Linked DNA regions of Homo sapiens: region 1 is linked to region 2. Evidence: read pairs that join two places in POLR2A ChIA-PET (ENCODE). Cell type or tissue: Panc1. All regions are shown on one strand.

The links. Peaks named below come from ENCODE experiments on the same cell type or tissue, not always from the same donor. Only the 100,000 strongest peaks of a DNase experiment are listed, where the experiment ranks them.
Region 1: POLR2A ChIA-PET joins it to region 2 with 6 read pairs; 3 of 35 experiments call an interaction of 5 or more read pairs at or near these places.

The regions. Positions count from the first base shown.
Region 1 is chr7:149,631,080-149,639,079 of GRCh38, reverse strand. TRC-GCA9-3 (tRNA-Cys (anticodon GCA) 9-3) reads right to left here and starts at 3,393; the gene lies at 3,322-3,393. In Panc1, no CTCF peak of the experiment used is centred here; a DNase peak (open chromatin) is centred at 3,099; H3K27me3 peaks cover 397 bases.
Region 2 is chr7:149,387,889-149,395,888 of GRCh38, reverse strand. No RefSeq gene overlaps it. Among named protein-coding and RNA genes, the nearest start is that of TRC-GCA10-1, 14 kb to the right of the region's middle. In Panc1, no CTCF peak of the experiment used is centred here; no DNase peak of the experiment used is centred here; H3K27me3 peaks cover 245 bases.

The DNA.
Region 1 (8,000 bases), 240 kb before region 2:
TCTGTCCTGCTGCCAGGGAGGCCAGGGCTTGGGCAGGACAAAGAGAGAGTCCTTAGTCCTAGTTCAGAGGCCCTTAGGGCCTGGTCTTTAAGTCCTCCAGATATCCAGGCTTGGTGCCTCCCCAGCTGTGCTGACCTGCCAGTGTGGGGCCTCCTGTGAGAGATGGGGCTGCATCTTGGCCTAGCATGGAGATGGCAGCCTTTCTGGACAAATGTCTCCCACAGTGTCAAGCAAGTCTCTGCAGACCCTGCCAAGTCTTGGCCATAGGATGAGGGAAGAAGACCGCAGAGGAGTATATGGTAGAGAAACCCAAAAGCACATCCAGTGGTCCTGGGGTGAGGGAAGTGGTGGTGACCCCAGATGGGTACTGAGGGAGGGAAACCTTAGGTCAGGGCGGAGGAGACTTCTGGAGTTCACAAGAAGCACAGGACAGGGTGAGCTCATGGCCCAAAGAGGCAGTGTGTAGTGAGATCAATCTGCTGGGTGCCAGGGGTAGACTAAGAGCAGCAAATGGAAGTTACAGTGTGCTGGAGTCTGTGGGTGAGGCCACAGTGGTCAATATGCTAAACCTAAGTTACAGCAGAGAGAAAGTGTAGCTCAGGAGTAGAGTATTTGACTCAGATCAAGAGGTCCCTGGCTCAAATCCAGCTGTCCCCTAGCTCTGATGCTTTTATCCCCTGAGCCAGCTGTTGTTCTGAAAACTTAGGAGGAAGGCAACGGGCGCTGCCACCCAGCCCTCTGGTGCTGACTCAGTCCCTCTCTTGTGGCTTGAGGTGGATGTTTGTATTATTATATGACTTTAGGAACCCAAAATAATGTGAGTCTTGGGGGAAAGCATAGCTCTGCAACATGCTACATCAAATAGGTGTGCCAAATACTCCCGCTTCGACCTCGGGTGGTAAGGACCTGCTCAGATGTTGAATGTGGACTGGACGATGTGCAGAGCAAGGCTGATAAGCTGCATCCCAAGATGGCAGAGCTCTGGTCTAGCAACAGGGCTAGCAGCTGCATCCAGCATCCGGCAGGGCTGCAGTGACCCCTGGCCAGCACACTCTCTGCTGTGACCTTGCCGTGATTCTAGGTTCACACCTTCCCATCAGTGCTGTGAGCTCCTGGTGCTGTCAGCGATGGTTTCATCTGTTTCCATTAGACAAAGTCAGGTTCTAGTTTTGTGCCTGTGTCTGTGCCTAGAACAGAAATTGGTACCAGGTGTGATTTGCAAGCAAGAGATCCTCAGAGAAATGGGTATGTGGGAGGACACTGGAGTTGCCAGATCTAGTTGTACTGAAGTCAATAAAAATCCAGCTGGTTCTTCCTGGATGGGAATCCAGCAGACCAGGGCTCACAACAGCGGAAGAGCTACATACACTGGTGCCTGTGATTGGCTGCAATGGAGCCCATTGAGGGCAAGAGATCCAGCTGCCATAAAACAGGAGAAGCTACAGGTAGGGAGCCGATTCTAATGCATGGAGAACTACTAGGCTAGAGCAAAGGCCCAGCTTCTCCATGCAACGCGCAGAAGGGTTCCTAGAGCTTCCAGCATTATGCTGAGAGAATCTTTTCTAAGGCTCCCGTGTGTCATAGCAGAAAACCAGAGGCAAAATTGGATCTTGCAGTTGCTGCATTCAGTTAAATGCACAGCCTCCCTGGGCTCTCATGTGAAGGCTGGGGCATTTTTCAGGAAAGAACACCAATCCAAGAACTGTAGAGAGAATTTACGAGAAGATGTGGAGAATTCACAACAAACATCCAAACAAACTCTAAACTCTGCCAAATCTCCATGACAGCAAAAGCAGCCTCCTCTCCCAGCTGATGAAGTGTCTCATAGAACTCCCAGTAGCCCTGGCCGCTGCCCACCAAGTGCCAAAGCTGCCCACTCACTGTAGTAACAGAAAATATCTAGGGGCTTTCCCACCAATCGGGACCCCTGTGCCACAAGTCTGGAATCTACGTGGCCTTTGACTACAGCAAGGGACAGCACCACGTGTCCCTGTGGATGTGTCTTGCCAGGGAAGGTGCCCGGTTTGCCTGTGTTCTCACGTGCCTGGGGCCGTGGCTCAGCCACTGGAGGGAGGGATTCCTCATCCCAGTTCAGAAGCCCCTTTGGGCCTGGGCTTTGGACCCCCAGACAGACAGGCTTACGCCCAATCCCTATCCCTCATATGTGCTGACCTGCTGAGTGACACCTTCTGAGACAACTGGGCTGCTCACCAGGAGGGCAGCTTCCACCTCCCCTAGGGTCAGCCCTGCAGTCCAAGGCCTTGAATTTGGCCTTGGGATAAAAGAGGAGGAAAAGGTAGAAAATAGAAAAAAAGGGCCAGGGGGGTGGCTCGCGTCTGTAATCCCAGCACTTTGGGAGGCCGAGGCGGGCGGATCACCTGAGGTCAGGAGTTTGAGACCAGCCCGGCCAACATGGCAAAACCCCGTCTCTACTAAAAATACAAAAATTAGCCGGGCGTGGTGGCGCATGCCTGTAATCTCAGCTACCTGGGAGGCTAAGGCAGGAGAATAGCTTGAGCCCAGGAGGTGGAGGTTGCAGTGAACAGAGATCGTGCCATTGCACTCCATCCTGGGCTACAGAATGAGCTCCATCAAAAAAAAAAAGAAAAAAAAAAAAGAAAAGAAGCAAAATCCAGCCATTGTCTAAAGGGTGAGGGTGAGGGTGGGGTGGATGGGGTTGATTTTAGAATAAATGTCCATGAGGAAGAGGCAAAGGAAGGAGAGATGTAGTGGATGATCATTCCAGCAAGAAGTGATGTCAAAGCTTACGCACTCAGCTTGAGACAGAAGGAGGAGAATGGACCACACAGTACAAAGGAGGCTCTGGGACTCAAATGAGGGGTCAGTGGGAGAGGGATAGAGCCAATGGCCAGAGAGGGTTGGTTGGTATGAGATAGGTCTGCTAGGACATGGGACCTGACCTGGAGTAAACAGAAACTATTGTGGGTTTCAGGAGGATCCCTCCCTTGGGCAGGCGACATCCTTAAGCAGTGTCCATTGGGAACTCATCTGAAGTGGGTTTCTAGCTCAGAGGAAGAGCATTTGCCTGCAGGTCAAGAGGTCCATGGTGCAAATTTAGTGCCTCTTAGTGCTAGACTTTCAACTGGAAGTCAGTTGGGTGATTTCCGGGGACCGGGGTGGGCGGGGGAGGGGGTGCAGGCGGGCATCTCGTTGGGCCTGTTGAGGGCTCAGCAGATGGGGAGTAGGAGCAGAGGGGGCAGCAGGCCTGGTCATATCTTGCCCAGGGTTGAGTTAATAGAGAGAGCCCGAGAGGAGCATGTGATCCAGGACCCACTTTGGTGATTAAAAGTGAAACAGGGTAGGGGGCACCTGGATTTGAACCAGGGACCTCTTGATCTGCAGTCAAATGCTCTACCCCTGAGCTATACCCCCAGGCCCAGGGAGAGGGTGTAATTAACACCCTTTTCATGTGTCGACACACCAAGAACACGACTCAGCTCTGCAGGTTGGGATGTCCAGGCCAGTTCTGTCTCTCTGAATTCTGGCCTCCCTCCTGTCACTAACACTTCTTTTCCCATCGCTTCTGTGTGGACCTGGCTGAGGACACCCTGGTGGCCTTGTTGACCTTTATGACTGGAAAGACCCTTCAAGTCATCCAGATAATCCTCTTTGACAGTAGCAGTTGTTGAGCATCATGTGAGGTGTGCTAGACTGGGGACAGAACTCTAACTGGGTGACACCACCTTCCCATGCACTGCAAGGAGGCCCAGTGCCTGTGTCTGGGACTTGTATTTGACATACAATACTGTTCATGATAATTTTCCAAGTGATAAGCAAATTGCTTTTGTAAAAGAAAGTTACTTAAATAATAATACTCAGTATTACAAAACCATGGCACATATATACCATAGAATACTGTGTGGCCATAAAAAAAGAATGATAATAGACCAATAGTTAATGGTAACCCCCTGGGAGCAGGTGAAGAAACCAGGGAGCGGGTGGGGGAATCTTCTCTTTTCCGATTTACATGTGATAACTCAATGTCCATGTTTCCAGCCTTCCAGGTACTGAGCCTTCTGGGTGGTTAAAAATAAAAGAGAGAAATTGATAAAATATTCCCCAGGAAGTCTTCTCTGCCTCCTGCAGCTGGCATTGTCCTAATTCCTCCTCCTTCTTCAGATCCTCCCAGGCTTTCTCTCATCCAGTTCCTCTGCCCCGTTCCTTCCAGGCAGCTCTCATCCCTCCCAGTGTTCAGCCCCTCCCCTCTGATGCTGTCACTCTTTTTTCACACAGCAGTTGTCCACTGTCCACCCGGCTGGAACATCACCATGGGGGTGGTGAGTCTGAGGGCAAAAGGCACCCACAATGGGCCGGGGCATCCCTGCTGCCTGTGTCCTGTGCCCAGCACCCAGGCCCTGACCCCCTGTCCCTCAGCCACACTTGAGTTGAGTCCCACAGCACCCCCTTCCACACGTGCCTTCTCCACCCTGACCTACTGCCTCCCCAGAGGCCTCTCGGATGGTGAGGACCTAGTATAGTCAGGTAGTACCATGCCCAAGGAGGTGTATAAACTGTGCAGGAATCAGTAAAAATAAAAATGCCAATGCTGCCCTCCCGAGTCAGCTGGGGCTTACAATCAGGTCAAAATGATGGTGTCAGCATTATTAAAGGCAGAGAAAGGTCTTTCTAGTCATACCTCGAGGAAGACGATCAAGGAAGGGACAAGTCCCCTGCTCAGTGATAAAACCACATATACAGCAAGAGAAATAGACAAGTCGTCTTCCCTGTATGAGAGAGATGGCTGAGTTGGGGTGGGGGCAGCAGGGCAGTTGCTAGGAAGCCCTCCTGAAGAGCAAGAAAGAGAGCAACTAATGCAGCTCTTGTACGAATCCAATGGCCCCTGCATGAAGAAGGAGGAATCTGAAGCCCTCTCTGCCTGAAATGGTCCTACGACCCCAAGTACCAGGCGAGCTCCTGTCTTCTCAGTCTGGATCTCACTGTGGTGGCCCTAAAAAGAGTCAGTGACTGTCCTTAGGAGATGGCTTCCTGCATTGAGTGTGCCTGTGGAAGTAGCCAGCTGGTGTGCAGCTCATGCTGGAGCGAACATCAACAAGGAATCAACTGCACACTGTGGCCACCCTACCCCAGAGTCCCCTCTTCCTCCTACATTAGAATTCCCCTCGGAAACTGCCCTAAGCTTCCAATAGGGAAATTACATAAATTACTCAGACCAATGTGCTAACTGTAAGGAGACTAGAAGGTTAGCAATAGTTGGAGTCCTTGTACCAGCATACAGACAATTTTACATGGCATGGGAACTCCAGGCATGACTGACCTTGCCAGGGGGTGGCTCTTCACAAAACCAGAGGTAGTAAGAGACCTAAGAGCCCAAGGAAGTAAAAGTATAGATGAAAAGAAGTCAGTTGGGCAAATTTTCCTCTCAAATTTCCCTGCCCCACCTTCCGGAAACTATGCAATATTGCCCTCAGCAAGGAAGAAGAGAGCAGATGGGCAAGCCTCTTTTGTGATGGCAAATTCCATCTTCATAAAAGAGAACTTGTCTCCTCTGGTGGGCATGATGTGGTGAAGACTGGCTCCAGGTGTCCCAATGTGGACTCTCAGGGGGTCCTAAAAGGGGCTGGGAGAGTGAAACACACACAAGGCACAGACAGAGGCAGCCCAAGGAGACCACAGGGATCAGTGAGAGTTTCCTGGGGCGGGAGTCACTACCTGCCTCATCTCACTGTGCAGAAGCCTTAGCTGGGCAAAGGAGGTGAACTCCAGCACCAGCTTCTATGGCTAAAATGGACAGTAGGTGCCCTGGAAAAAGCCAGCAGGATGGCCACACTACCCAAGAGAGAGAATTTTTCACATCAGCCCCAATGGTATACACACTACTTATGCATAATAACTACCACAAATATTTCACCTTACCAGTACGCCATGAATGAAACATCACTTCCTCAAGGAAAGTGTCCTTACCTCCTGCAATCGCTTTGATATCCCAGTAATAGTCTTATAATATCCCTGCATCTTACCATCTAGTATTTCTCATATTTTCCATTTTTAACTTCTGTGAACATTTGTACATCTTGATCTATTCCTCTAGTTTCAAGAGCCCATGTCTGTTTCAGTCACCATTGGGATAGGTTGTGTACGGACATGGGCTTCCACTCTGGATTAGATGGGAGTGATTGGAGGATTTCTTGCAGAGGAATAACATAAGCTGATTTCGTCCTCTGGCTGGCCTGAGGGCACTAGAGGACATGTATGGAAGCCGGGACACAAGTTCAGGAAGTTGTCACCATAACCTGGATGAGAGATGATTTCAGCTTTGTCTGATGGTGGAGGCAATGAGAAGTGGTCAGATTTTGGATATATTTTGAAGCAGTGTGAACAGGATTTGCTGATGATTTGAGAGCAGGGTGTGAGAGAAAGGGAAAAGTCAAGGATAATGCCAAGGTTTTCTGTCCTGAGCACCCGGCGGGATGGGGGGGCCATTCTCTGAGATGGCCATTTTCATTGCAGCAGAAATGAAATTTGAGGGGGTGGTGGAAGTCAGGAGTTCAATCTGTGATGTATTAAATTGAATCCATCTGTTAAATGGTCTAATGGAGATGTCAAAAATGAAGCTGGAGTTCGAAGGGGAGGTGTTGGCTAAAGATATAAATTTGAGGGTCATCATCCCATTAAAGCCGCAGGATGGAATGAGAGCACTGAGGAAGTGGGAGTGAAAAGAAAAGTGGTCTAGGAACTAAGACCTGGGCCCTCGAATGTTTAAAAATGGGGATGTTAAGGAGAAACCAGCAAAAGAGATTGAGGAAAAGTGGCAGAGAAGTACAAAGAAAACAACAGAAAAAGAGTGACAGCCCCAATGTCGATTGAAAAAAAAATGCTACTGAGGGCTTGAATTAAAGATGAGAATCACCCATGACACATGGTCACCAAGGACTGTGACAAGCACAGTCTCAGTGAAGTGGAGCACTTGGGTGGGTGTTCTCCTGGGAAGCCCTCCTGACCCTCCTGATGGGTGGGACCCCTGCCACATGCTCCATGGCTCCTGTATGTCTATCAAAGCACACACAGTTCACCATAATTGCTGCAAAGATGTGCCTGTAGGGTTCCCTGTATATCATGAATGGCCAGTACATATATGAATATGCTCAAATGTGTCAATAAAAAAGAGAGGATATATTAATGGAAGGAGATCCCAGGGAAAGCCAAAGGGTGGATAAAGAACACAGGATGTGCTCTAGAGAGGAGCAGGCAGGCTTTTCCTCTTAGCCTGGAGGGGATGAGGAGAAGGTGAAGATGCAGAGCAGAGGATGCTGGGGGGCCTCCATGGCCTTGGTCTTCTCAGTCAGATAGAAAACAAAGTCTTCCAAAGAGAATAAAGGAGGTAGGGTGGGAATCATTACTTGGGAAGAAGGGCAAAGTGTGAATCAGGCACTGTGGGAAATGGAGAAGAAGTGAATTAGAAAGGAATAGAATCATTGCTCATTAGAGAGAGGCACTGGTTGAGGTCAAACTGGTGTAGATTTGCAGTGGGACCATTTGCCTGGCTCTACAATTTACTCCATCAAAGACTGGCTTCCCCAGAGCAAAGGTGGGAAAGGCCAAAGGCGTGTGTATCCGCGGAAGCAGAAGGGCTCATGAGAGAGGTAGATAGACCACAGACCAAGCTCTCAAAGGAGCTGGAATCATGACTGAGAGGCCAAACATGGGATCAATAATGGGCAGGCAGATAGCTGAGCCCCAAGGTGGCCCTGCGGTCATGGGAACAGAGAGAGGTAGACAAGATTAAGGTCAAAATGAGGATAATGAAACATTTTTGGTAACAGTAAGAACATGTAAACATCAGAAAACGTGTCATAAAAGGACTTTTCTGATTCTAAGATCTTGAAAGGGAATAGTTTAAGTGATGATCAGGTTTGGCTATGAATGCTGAACACCCAAAATAACAAAGGATGGAAGCAAAACAAAAACAAGCAAACAAACCAGAAGCTTCCTTTTCTCCCACATAAAAGTCCACAGCTAGG
Region 2 (8,000 bases):
CGGGCCATCCTTTTGACCTGCTGTGACTTCACAACTGCCACCTTTCACTTGTAAGGACATGCCTAGGACTTCAAGCTTGCTTTCAGGAGCTGGCAACACCAATTCTAAATAGTGGTCTTCCTTACTGCCATGAACCATCCCTTTCTTGTCTTCACAACATTTCTGCCTATGCTTCCTCAGTCCCAAGGCAAAACATGCATAAATAGCCTTGTTGAAATTTAAGAATGGAAAGGCCAATCAACCCTCCTTGGTTAAACTCAACTGACATTTTTTTTGAGCATCTATTGAGTGCCAAGGCTCCAGACATATGCAGATGAGGAATATTTGAACATTCCTCCTGCCTAAGACATGCTCAGAGCCAGATGGAAATAATGACAACGTAGTAATACGTGCTAGAATTGCAAACAAAATCTTAAATTAAGGAAAAAAAAAAAAACAGAAAAGAGAAAAAGCAACTCAATCCGGGGCCAGTGAAAGGGAGAAAAGTCTTCAAAAAACATACCCAGTTTGGCGGCTCATGCCTGTAATCCCAGCATTTTGGGAAGCTGAGGTGGGAGGATCACTTGAGGCCAGGAGTTCAAGACCAGCCTGGCCAATATAGTGAAATCCCAGCTCTACTAAAAATACACAAATTAGCTGGGCATGGTGGTGTGTACCTGTAATCCCAGCTACTCAGGGGGCTGAGGTACGAGAATCGCTTAAACCCAGGAGATGGAAGTTGCAGTGAGCTGAGATCGTGCCACTACACTCCAGCCTGGGTAACAGAGCAAGACTTCATCTCAAACAAACAAAAAACAAACAAAAAAACCCAGCTGATAGGTCACCTCTACAGCGAGAGATGAATGCTTGTCCAGACAGTGGGGTTGGGAAGTGCGTTGGATGGCACATTAGAAGACGTGCTAGACCACAGAGAGCACTCGGTGGCCGGAGGGCGCATGTTTGCCTGTGAGGGTCTGTGGGGTGGTGGTATGGAGGATGAGGACAGGGAGCAAGGAACAGGGAGGGGTGGGAGAGAGAGGTGATCACGATGGAAAAGTAGATCGATACAGGTTGTGGGGAGCCTTGTATATCGACTGTGCTTGGAAGCTTTGACATTTTCGACATCTTGGAGTTCACTGAGGATTTGAAGCAAAGGAACCACAGGTTTGTATTTGTTTTGCAAGCAGATGGTGTCAGCAGGCAGAGGCCATGTGGGAAGAGTGGGGAGACGAGGGCGACTTACTAATGTTTGTTGTATTGTTGACGCTGCTGTTGCTGCTGTTTGTGAGGTTGGGGGTGGGGTTTTAACTTTTTTCCTTATAAACTGTTTTATTTATTTTAACTGAAAGTATAAGATATGGCCCTGGGAATACTGCCTTCCAGAGAGGTGGGGTCCTAGCAGCAGCTTCAGGGATGCTTTGGCCCCCAAGATCCTGTGCTGCTGTTGCAGTGCCTGAGCAGGACCTGGAAGTGCCTGGACAGGATCTGGCAGCACCTGGTCAGGACCTGGGCAGCATCTGGGCAAGATCTGGCAGCACCTGGGCAGGACCTGGCAGCACCTGGGCAGGATCTGGCGGCACCTGGGCAATACCTGGGCAGAACCTGGGCAGCATCTGGGTAGCAACTGACAGGATCTGGCAGTACCCGGACAGGACCTGGTGGCACCTGGATAGCACCTGGGCAGTACCTGCCACCACCACAGGCCCACAGCAGGACGATTCAGCTGATGAGGTCACAGTCATTGCTACAGTCTCTGACCCGGATGGTTTCTTTTCATGGCTAGTTTTTTCCTCTTACTTTGGAAAATTAAAGCATAACACAGAGAAGAGTGCACAAAGCCTCATGTACAGCTCAATGAATTAAAACAAAGCGAACATGCCTGGTAACCACTGCACCAGCTGAGAAAATAACACAGCAGAAACTCAGAAACCACCTGCAGGACCCTCCTAAGCATTGGCCTCTCCTCCCCAAAAGAACCAAACTATTCTGACTTCTCTTGCCATGCATTAATTTTGCCTGTTCATGTACTTTGTTTAAATGGAACCATAAAATATATGTTCCTCTTTGTCTAGCTTTTTTCTCTCAATATTCTATTTGTGAGTGCTATGGTGTAAATGTCTGTGTTCCCCCAAATTCTAATCCCCACAGTGATGGTATTAGAAGGTGAGGCCTTTGGAAAGTGATTAGGTCACGAGGGTGAAGCCCTTATGAATGGAATTAGTGTCCCTATAAAAGTGGCTGGAGAGAGAACCCTCACCCCTTCCACTCTGTGAGCATACAGCAAGAATGCACCATCTATGAGCCAGATATAGAGCTCTAACCAGTTATTGCATCTGCCTTGATGTTGGACTTCCCAGCTTCCAGAGCTGTGAGAAATAAATTTCTATTGTTTATAAACTCTCCAGTTTATGGTATTTTGTTATAGGGGCTGGAATGGACTAAGAGAGTGAGATTCATTCATGTTATTGCATGAAGCTATAGCACATTCATTTTAATGCTGCATAAGATTATCTTGGGCTAATAGTACAATGTATTTATCCATTCTATTCTTTATAAACATTTGGGTTATTTTCCATTTGAATCTATTATGAATGAAGCTGCTATGAATATTCATGTATGTGTCTTTCAGTGCACATTTCTTTTGAGCATATACCTAGGGGAGGATTTTCTCATTCATATGGTGTCTGTATCTTCAACTCTAGTGGATAATGTCAACTTTAGTGGATAAAGTTGTTGTGCAAGTTTACACTCACATCAGCAGTGTATGTTTTTCCATTACACCATCTGGTTACCAACACAATTATTGTTAGTATTTTTCTATTTTAATTTAGGCATCCCAGTGGGTGTGTAGGGTATCTTGTGATTTTATTTTGCATTTTGCTAATTATGACTAGATTGGACCATTTGTCATGTGTTTGTTAATAACCTTTCTTTGCATAATCTTGTTGAGGTCTATTGCCCATTTTTGTACTGGGTTCATAGGATTTCTTTATACATTCTGAATAAAATCTCTTGTCAGTTATATGTGTGCAAATATCTTCTCCTTCTCTATAACTTGCCTTTCAACTTTTTGTTTGTTTGTTTGTTTTTAAGAGAGCATCTCACTCTGTTGCCCAGGCTGGAATGCAGTGGTGTTATCATGGCTCACTGCAGCCTCCACCTCCTGGGCTCAAGTGAACCTTCCACCTCAGCATCTCAAGTAACACAGGCACATGCCACCATGCCCAGCTAATTTTTTAAATTTTGTATAGAGATGAGGTCTTGCCGTGTTGCACAAGCTGGTCTGCAATGCCTGGATTTAAGCAATCCTCATGCTTCAGCCTCTCAAAGTGCTGGGATTATAGGCATGAGCCACCACACCTGGCCCCTTTCAACTTTTTAATGGCAACTTTTCATAAACAAGCATTTCTAATTTTAATATAGTCTTATTAGTCTTTTTCTTTTGTGGTTCTTCTTAAGGTCTGCTTAAGAAATCTTGGCCGGGCGCGGTGGCTCACGCCTGTCATCCCAGCACTTTGGGAGGCCGAGGCGGGCGGATCATGGGGTCAGGAGATCAAGACCATCCTGGCTAACATGGTGAAACCCCGTCTCTACTAAAAATACAAAAAATTAGCCGGGCTTGGTGGCAGGCGCCTGTAGTCCCAGCTACTCGGGAGGCTGAGGCAGGAGAATGGCATGAACCTGGGAGGCGGAGCTTGCAGTGAGCCGAGATCACGCCACTGCACTCCAGCCTGGGCGACAGAGCAAGACTCCATCTCAAAAAAAAAAAAAAAAAAAAAAAAGAAATCTTTATTTCAAGAGCAGAAGAGAGTCTCTTCTGTTGCCCACTAGAAACTTAATTATTTCACCTTTTCTCTTTGGATCTGTAATTCACCCAGAATTGATTTTGTGTTTGGTACAAGATAGGGGTCTTTCATTTTTTCTATAGTGATGTCTAATGGACTCAGAAGCTTTATTGACAAAGCCATCCTTTCTGAGCTGCTCGGGAACACCACTGCCACTTTTGTCATAAATCAAGAATCTATAAGTGTGTGAGTCGATTTCTGGATTCCTTTGGATTTCAGTTCCCTTAGTTTGCTTGTTCTTCCTTGTGCAAATATATCATCTTAATCACGATAACTTGCTAACAATGTTTTTTAACAATATCTTTATATGTAAGAGCAATTCATCTTATTTTGTTCTTGAACATTAGCTTGGCTATTCCTGGCCTTTTGCATTTTCAATGTTAATGTTAGAATCGGCTTGTTAATCTCTTCTCTCCATCCACCATGAAAAACTGCAGTAATTTTGATTTAGATTGAGTTGAATCTATATACACATTAGTATCTTTATGCTGTGGGTGTTCTAGTCCATGAAGATGATATATTCCTTCATTTATTTATTTCTCTCAGAAATTTATCTCTGTAATATTTTATCACTTTCTGTGTAGAGAGAGTATTATTTTCTCTGTAAATATATTCATTAGATTTATCCCTAGGTATTTGGTATTTTTGATGCTGTTATTTTTAAAGACTTCATTTTCCCACTACTTATAAGTCACAAACTTGCTAAACTCATATATCAATTCTAATGATTTATCTGTATATCCTTTTGGATTGTCTAGGAACTCTGGCACACCTGCTGTGAATAAGAACAGATTAATTTCTTACTTTATAATACATATACTTTTATTTTACTTGTCTTATTTCAGTTATTATGAATTTCATAAAAATGTGAATAGAAGTGTTGATAGGAATCATGCTTGTCTATTCTCAAACTCAGAGAGAAAGTGAGCAAGACAGGGTCTTGCTACCACCCAGGCTGGAGTACAGTGGCACCATCATACTTACTGCAGCTCAAACTACTGGGCTCAAGTGATCCTCCCACCTCAGCCTCCTAAGTAGCTGAAACCACAGTTGTGCACCACTTCACCTGGCTAATTTTTTGTTGTTGTTAAAAATTAAAATCTCACTGCGTTGCCCAGGCTGTTCTCCCACCTCAGCCTCCAAAGTGCTGGGTTTGCAGGTTCATTGAGCCACCATGTCGAGTTGAGAGATATTTTTAGACGGTGTCTCACTCTGTCACCCAGGCTGGGATGCAGTGGCACGATCTCGGCTCACTGCAACCTCTGCCTCCTGGGTTCCAGCGATTCTCCTGCCTCAGCCTCCCAAGTAGCTGGGATTACAGGCGTGTGCCAACATGCCTGGCTAATTTTTTTGTATTTTTAGTAGAGACAGGGTTTCACCATGTTGGCCAGGCTGGTCTTGAACTCCTGACCTCAGGTGATCTGCCTGTCTTGGCCTCCCAAAGTGCTGGGATTACAGGTGTGAGCCACCGTGCCTGGCCCCTTTCTATTTTTAAATTGAGATTTTTATTGTTATTTTATTACAATGTTTGATTTTAAAAATCATAAATAGATGTTGAATATTATCAAGGCTTTCTTCTGTATCTACTGAGATTATCATATGATTTTTTTTCTTTACTCTGTTAATGTGGTGGGGTGAACATTACCTTGATAGATTTACAAATGTTAAGTCAACATTTCTGGAGTAAACTCAATTGATCAGAATGTATTATCTTGTTTATGATTTGCTGAATTGCTAGTACTTTTTGAGAATTTTTTCATCTACATTCATAAGTGATATTGGCCTGTAATTATCCTTTTTTACAATGCTCTGGTCAGATTTAGGTTATTAAGGTTATGTTAGCCTCATAAACTAAGTTGAGAAATTCTCCCTTTATTCGTATTCTTTGAAAGGCTATGTATAACAGAGGCATTGTTTCTTCTAAAATGTTTGGTTAGATTCATGGGTGAAGCCATCTGAGTCTAGAGTTTTCTTTGGGAAAGGTTTTAAATTATGGATTTAATTCCTTTAATAGTCATAGGAGAATTCCAGCTTTCTATTTCTGCATATGTAAGTTTTGTAAATTTGTGTTTTCTATAATTTACCATTTTATCTACATTTTCAATTTTTTAGTGTAAAGTTGTTTATCACATTTTAACTTTGAATTTCCATCTGATCTGTGTTACCTCTAGTAATGTTCCCTTTTAAATTCCTAGTAGTAGGTATTTTTGCATTCTATTTTCTTCGTCTTAAAAGTCTTGCCAGAGATTTCTGTCCTTCATGGATCTTTTCAGGGAACCAACTTTTGGCTTCATTGATCTCCTCTATTGTACTTTGCTTCCTAGTTCATTTTTGTTACTCCTCTTTTTTAATAGTTATCCTAGAGAGCATAGCATGCATGCTGAGCATGTCAAAATTTAATACTGATGGTACATTGACCCTCTCTCCATGAAACTGCAAGAACCTTAAAACACTTTAAGTCCATTTATTCTCACCTTATGTAATGTTGCTGTGTGTTGTAATTATCTATATATTTTAAACTATGTTAGATATTATCATTGTGTTATACTATTAATATTTATTTACATTACACACCTATTTATTCTTTTAGAAGGAGTCTCGCTGTATCACCCAAGCTGGAGTGCAGTGGTGTGATCTCGGCTCACTGCAACCTCTGTCTCCCGGGTTCAAGTGATTCTCGTGCCTCAGTCTTCCAAGTAGTTAGGATTACAGGTGCCCGCCACCATGCCTGGCTAATTTTTGTATTTTTAGTAGAGACAGAGCTTCACCATGTTGTCCAGGCTGGTCTCGAACTCCTGACCTCAAGTGATCTACCCACCTTGGCCTCCCAACGTGCTGGGATTACAGGCGTGAGCTACTGCACCTGGCCAACACACCTGTTTATTCTTGTTATTGTTTTTCTTCCCTTGCATATCCAACATTCCATTCATCTTTTCTGCCTGAATAATACTCTAATATTTCCTTTAGGGAGGTTAGCTGATAAATATTGTGTTTTTCTTTGCTCAGAAAAAATCTTTATGTCATTTTCAGAGTAGGGATACAGGCTATTCCGAGAGGTATATCTTCAAGAAAAACAAAATCAGAAGATTAACTGATGTGTTTTACTGTGTTAGAGGAGATTTTTACTGAAAGGACAAAGAGAATCGGAATTAAATTAACAGAAAAATGTCATCCCAGTTCGGGAGGGATGACTGATTTCACAGACCTGAGGATGCTGAAAGCTAAATATCTTCAGTGACAGAACCCAGAGAAGCAATCTGCCTCCCAAGGTGACCCTAACCCCAGAAGGGCTCAGGAATTGGAGGCACTAGAGCCCAGCAGGTGGACCTTTGTCATGGAGCTGGAAACAGAAGCCCCAGTTGAAATTCTGTTTCCAAAGCAGAAAGACTCCAAATCCTTTCTGCCATGGAGTAATCCAGATGAGAGAGAGGTTTACCCCTTGAGAGGCTGATCCAGAGGAAGTCCAGACTTAGGAGTATCTGTGATGGTTGCTCAATGAGAAATAGTGGAATTCACTCATCCATTCAGAAAGCATTTGTTGAATGGATACAGTGTACATGGCACAGTAACACAGCTACAGTGCCAGACAAGACAAAGTCCCTGCCCATTCTAGAGAGGACTAAGGAGAAGCCTACATGCTAAACTGTGAGGCTTTCTCCATCCCTTTCCCCTGTTCTGTGACCCCAGCTCACTCGTAGCCAATTACACTTTCTGGCTGGAGATGAGCGATACCATTTGGAGTCCTTACCCTTTGCATGTGATCTGCAAAATCAAATTTTTCTGGATCTCCCTACTATGAAGCCATCAGCCAACAAGCGCCACCCATACTCAGAGAACCCAATCAGCATCAGTCACCTCACTCTTGATTTACAAATGAGTAATTAAAGATCCACAGACTTTGGAGGCAACATCTCTAACATAAAAAACATAGATGAAAGCAAACAGAAAAAGAAAAAGAGACAATACCAGGAGCAGAAGAAAACTTAAAACTTTGGGAGGCCTAGGCGGGCGGATCATGAGGTCAGGAGTTTGAGACCAGCCTGACCAACATGTTGAAACCTCCTCTCTATTAAAAATACAAAAATTAGCCGGGTGTGGTGGTGCGTGCCTGTAATCCCAGCTACTTAGGAGGCTGAGGCAGGAGAATCACTTGAACCCGGGAGGCAGGGATTGCAG